Regions from separate parts of the Homo sapiens genome. Here region 2 is linked to region 1. Evidence: read pairs that join two places in POLR2A ChIA-PET (ENCODE). Cell type or tissue: CD4-positive, alpha-beta T cell. All regions are shown on one strand.

The links. Peaks named below come from ENCODE experiments on the same cell type or tissue, not always from the same donor. Only the 100,000 strongest peaks of a DNase experiment are listed, where the experiment ranks them.
Region 2: POLR2A ChIA-PET joins it to region 1 with 7 read pairs; 3 of 35 experiments call an interaction of 5 or more read pairs at or near these places.

What each region holds. Positions count from the first base shown.
Region 1 is chr2:74,379,282-74,381,781 of GRCh38, reverse strand. DCTN1 (dynactin subunit 1) reads left to right here and starts at 1,471. Exons shown (of 32, transcript NM_004082.5): 1 at 1,471-1,777. The coding sequence starts at 1,745. RefSeq lists an enhancer at 1,159-1,670. In CD4-positive, alpha-beta T cell, no CTCF peak of the experiment used is centred here; a DNase peak (open chromatin) is centred at 1,421; H3K4me3 peaks cover 401 bases.
Region 2 is chr2:74,253,516-74,256,015 of GRCh38, reverse strand. It overlaps SLC4A5 (solute carrier family 4 member 5), which reads left to right. Exons shown (of 31, transcript NM_133478.3): 13 at 84-241; 14 at 1,310-1,397. Among named protein-coding and RNA genes, the nearest start is that of MTHFD2, 56 kb to the right of the region's middle. In CD4-positive, alpha-beta T cell, no CTCF peak of the experiment used is centred here; no DNase peak of the experiment used is centred here.

The sequences.
Region 1 (2,500 bases):
GTTACTTCCCTATGACGGATGAGGAAATTGAGGCATAGAGATGTTAAGTAACTAGACCAAGTTTATGTAGCTACCAAGTGATAAAGCCAGGAAAGTAGCCTGAGTCTAGAACCAGTACTCAACCATGGTTCTATAAAATGTCTTTTTTTAAGGTGTCCTATAGACTGTAAAGTGCTCCGAACATGTGAGGTCCAGGCTGCAAGGATGTGCCTGGCCCTGCCCACCTGTGTAATGGCGAATAGGGAAAGGAGGGGGCGACATGGAGATTTTGCAGGGAGGAGAGAGATTATTTCCTAGGGGGTCTGGCCAGGACTGAAGATTTGGAATTGTGTTTTGGGGCCATATTTCTGAATGTTGGCTGTCATTCTCCTGTTGGGCTACCTGGCCTATCTTAAGAGGGTAGAGCGGGGTAAAGTCACTGTTCTGCCAGTGAAGTAAGCCCAGTGCAGAAAAGACAGGCGTCCCTAGGCCCAAGGGAACTAGATCCATACCATACTCAGTGGAGCCATAGGTCAGACCCCAGGCCAACCTTGTTGGCTGTGTAGGGGCAGGGACCCTGGTCTTTTGGTTTCTAGCCCATGATAGATGGGCCAGTGAATGAAAGCAGTGTGGTAACATAGTCCCTTGGAGACCTCTCATTAGAATGCATAATCTCATTAAATTAAACAATTCTAATTATAAAAGTAATACATGGTTACTGAAGAATTTTTGTGAAATACAAAAGCGTAGAAAATAAACCATTTCATTGGGTCTGAGATGCTAGGAGGCAAGGCCAAGAGTACAAGGGGCAGATGACTGAGGTGGACTGGGCCTTGTGCTACAAGAAGAAAGAAGGGCTCTCTGCTTTTGACTACTGCCTTTAGTAATCCAGTTGAGTCTGATACTCTTGTGTTTTACAACCTGGCCCCTTATAACAACCATAAAGGGTGAAGGGTGACTATGGCAACCTTTGCCAGCCTTGTGGGAGGGGGCTAGGGTACTTGGCTTGCTTTGCTATGTGTGTGAAGTTGCCTTCATTACTGCCCTTCTCTTGCTGCCTCCTGGGCAGGGCCTGCCTCCTCTGGCTCAGTGTGAGATTGAAATCCAGGCCCTACTCACATGAATTTGGACCCTGAGTCCAGAGTTTAGAGAGGGGAGGGAGAGAGAAGAGCACCAGAAAGGTAGATGAGAGACCCTTATTTTGGCTGTGTGGAGGCTCTAGGCAGCTGATCGCTTTGAAGTGTCACTTGATGCTTATGGGCCTGCTGAGGCCTTACATCCTGGGGGAGAGGGGAACAGTGATGGTGAGTGGGTACAGACTAGGAGGACGTGTCAAGACTGCTTCCAGCCCTAGGACAGTGTATTCAAGAGTTGAGTGCTGAGGGTCTGTGGCGTATGCCCAGCCCTTAGTTTCTGGCCCACGTGAAGCAGGGGGGCACTAGGACCCAGAGGCTAGCACGGTTCCTGACAAGTCTAGAGCAGCACTAGCGCAGAGTGAGACTCATCAGCTGGCAAGCAGGATTCTGTGTCTCTGGGTTCAGGAATCCTCAGGCAGCAGAGGGGACTTGCTCCTCAGCCCCCATCACTGCCCCCACCCCTACCCGTGTAGGCCACCGAGTGAGGCCCATGGACTGGGGAGGGCTGTGCCTGACGACTCCTGTGTCCCTCTATGAGGGCCCAGCGCCCTGACCCTCCTGCCTAGGTTTCTACCTTTTCTCTCTGTCTTTGGCCAGCTGGGGGAGGGGGTAGAGGCCGGGTGAGCAACATGGCACAGAGCAAGAGGCACGTGTACAGCCGGGTAAGTGGCCCTAATCTGGGATGGCCCTGGAGGGCTGCTGGGGAAGGCCTGGCTGCCTGTGGACATCATTGCTGTGGGGGCTGGGGAGATAGGCTGGAGCTCAGCTGAGGGCACTCAGACTGTGTTTTCTAAGGAGCCCTCGAAGCCCTGGTGGTGTAAGGCTGGACAGGCTTCCCTTTACAGAGTTGATCCCTAAATGGGGACTAGCAAGGCCTGACCTCTGACTCTAATTGGCCCTCATACCAGGGGCTCCTGAGGGGGTCCAGACTATCCTGGGGACTCAGAATGGGGATGATGGCTCAGAGAGGTCTTACAGTGAAGCCTTTCTTAAGAGCTGCTTTGTTATTTGTTACTTGCTTTCTTTCTCTTCTGAGATAGAATCTGTAGCTACTGTTGTGGCCCCCTGGTTCTGAGAGGCTTATTGGGGTTGGAAAGTGGGGGAGTCTCTGACTTTGGGTTCAGCCTTTTATATCACTGGCAATTCCTTTTATTGTCAGGTCCATGAGAGCCATCCTGCTGTTCCAGGTGTGATTTGGGGTCCTGGAGCCTCTGGGAACTACATCCTCACCTTCCTGGATGAGCTGTTTGGGGAAGGGAATTAGGCAGTGATAGGCTGGGAGGTGTCCTGGCTCTTCCCTGGCTCTGCCAGGGCTCCCTTCTGAAGCTATTATAAATGAGAGTATCAGAAGGGTCTCCCATAGAGTCTTTAGGATGATGGTATCA
Region 2 (2,500 bases), 130 kb after region 1:
GCCTCAAAGCAGTCTGAAGGGGAGTGAGGGAGTGAGAGCAGGTGGGAGTCTCCTTGGCTATCTCGTTTCCCCTCCCTGTCCAGCGGAAAAACAAATTCATGAAGAAGATCCCCAAGGACTCAGAAGCGTCCAACGTGCTCGTGGGCGAGGTGGACTTCCTAGACCAGCCATTCATCGCGTTCGTGCGCCTCATCCAGTCGGCCATGCTGGGAGGAGTGACCGAGGTGCCTGTCCCCACCAGGTGAGAGCCATTGAAACCTGTCCCCACGCCACTCTCAGGTAGCCAGTCAGCAGTGCAGTCAGCAAGCAGTGCTGTTGACTGTTAGTGTTCTCAAAGGCACCTCTAAACGTGGAGGCTGCTGGGAAGGGAAATCTTCTGACTAGGGAAGAGTTTTAGAGTTTATTAAAAATAATAACAAAAGAGGCCAGGTGCGGTGGCTCACGCCTGTAATCCCAGCACTTTGGGATGCCAAGGTGGGCAGATCATGAGGTCAGGAGTTCGAGACCAGCCTGGCCAACAAGGTGAAACCCCGTCTCTACTAAAAATACAAAAAAATTAGCCAGGTGTGGTGGTACGCGCCTGTAATCCCAGCTCCTCGGGAGGCTGAGGCAGGAGAATCACTTGAACCCGGGAGGCAGAGGTTGCAGTGAGCCGAGATCATGCTATTGCACCCCAGCCTGGGCAACAGAGCAAGACTGCGTCTCAGAAAAAAAATAAAAATAATAAATAATAAAAGAGAAGGAGGCAACAACTAGGAGAGAAGTTGTCAGGTAAGCTTGGGCAGCAAGACAAAGGTGAGGATGCTCAAGGGGGAGCCTCATGGGAGGGGAAGAGGAAATGTTCCTCCAAAGCAAACATAGGGTTCCATGGAGGGAAGTAAAAAAGTTAAGAATGGGCCCAGCGCAGTGGCTCATTCCTCTAATCCCAGCACTCTGGGAGGCCAAGGCGGGTGAATTGCTCGAGCCCAGGAGTTGGAGACCAGCCTGGGCAGCATGGTGAAACCCTGTATCTACTGAAAATACAAAAAATTAGCCGGGCTTGGTGGTACACGCCTGTAGTCCCAGCTACTCAGGAGGCTGAGGTGGGAGGATCACTTGAGCCTAGGAGGTGGAGGTTGCAGTGAGCCAAGATTGCGCCACTGCACTCCATGCAGCCTGGGTGATGGAGCAAGACCCTGTCTCAAAAAAAAAAAAAAAATGCATACTGTTCAGGGCCAGAGAATTCTCTTCACTTGCTTCTGTTTTTCCTTCTCACTTTCATGCTCCTCTTCCTTAATCTTCTCTGTCTCCTCCTCCATCTTCTTTGCAGATTTCTGTTTATACTACTGGGACCTTCTGGGAGAGCAAAATCCTACAATGAAATTGGCCGTGCCATTGCAACCCTCATGGTAGATGATGTAAGTGGTAACCAGAAGCTTGTACTCCTGAATTTTACAGCTCCTGCACCAAGCACTGCACCTTCATTCATTAACTTATCCAGCCAGCACATTTGAGCACCTACTGTGTACCAGGCACTACATAGGATGCTAAAGATTATGAGAATCAGGGAATAGTCATTGTCCTTTAGGAGAACCAATCAAGTGTGAGGGACAGATTGATAATTGTAAAACTAACCATGTGCTAGCTGCCCAGGGGGTCAAGGAGGGCTTCACAGATGAGGGGGCTTTAAAGCTAAGGAGGAGCAGGAGGAAGGTAGACCCAGCACCAGGCTGTGAGGCAAGCATTCCAAACAAAGGAAATGGATCAGGCTCAGAGAAGCTGGATGGAGGTGGTTTGATATAGGCTCAGTGTAAGAGCTTCAAGGGCAGGAGGTAATACTGGAGAGGTGAGCCAGAGACTACACAGAGCCTGTAAGCAGAGCTGAGTCACACTCTGTCCCCAGAGTGATGGGGAGCCTAGAGGACTTTAACTCTTTTTCCGTTTGTGCCAAGAATACTCACTGGCGGTGCTTGCGGCTGCAGGCTTTACCCTGAGATAACTTTTCCCCACGAAATGTCTCACTTTTATTATTATTTTTGCATTGCTCTTATATGTTGACTTTGGAAACAAAAGACATCATTCTACTTAAAGCATTCTGTTTTTAGTTGTGGCATTTCCATTTACAAAATACACTAACTCTCAATCATTGAAAATATCAAATCCTAGAAAACTAGCATTCCTACGAGTGATGCTAACATCATTCTCGAACAGTTTTTGGCCTAAGATTCATTTGATGAATCCAGTGTTTCCAAAATAGATGATTCTGATCATTCCAATGATTCCAATGTTAGTTCTTTTTAGAAATAATTCTAAGAATAATTTTTATATTGCATTTTCACATTGAAAATCAGTCAGATTTGCTTCGGCCTCAAAGAGTGTGTTTATGTAAAATTAAATGAGTGCTGGCAGTGAGCTGCACTTTTTTTTTTTGCCTAAATGGGAAAGGGTTAAATGTGAGCATAGTCCCATCGAATCTGTAAGTCAGAAAGCACACTCTGGAGACAGTGTGAAGAACACGGCC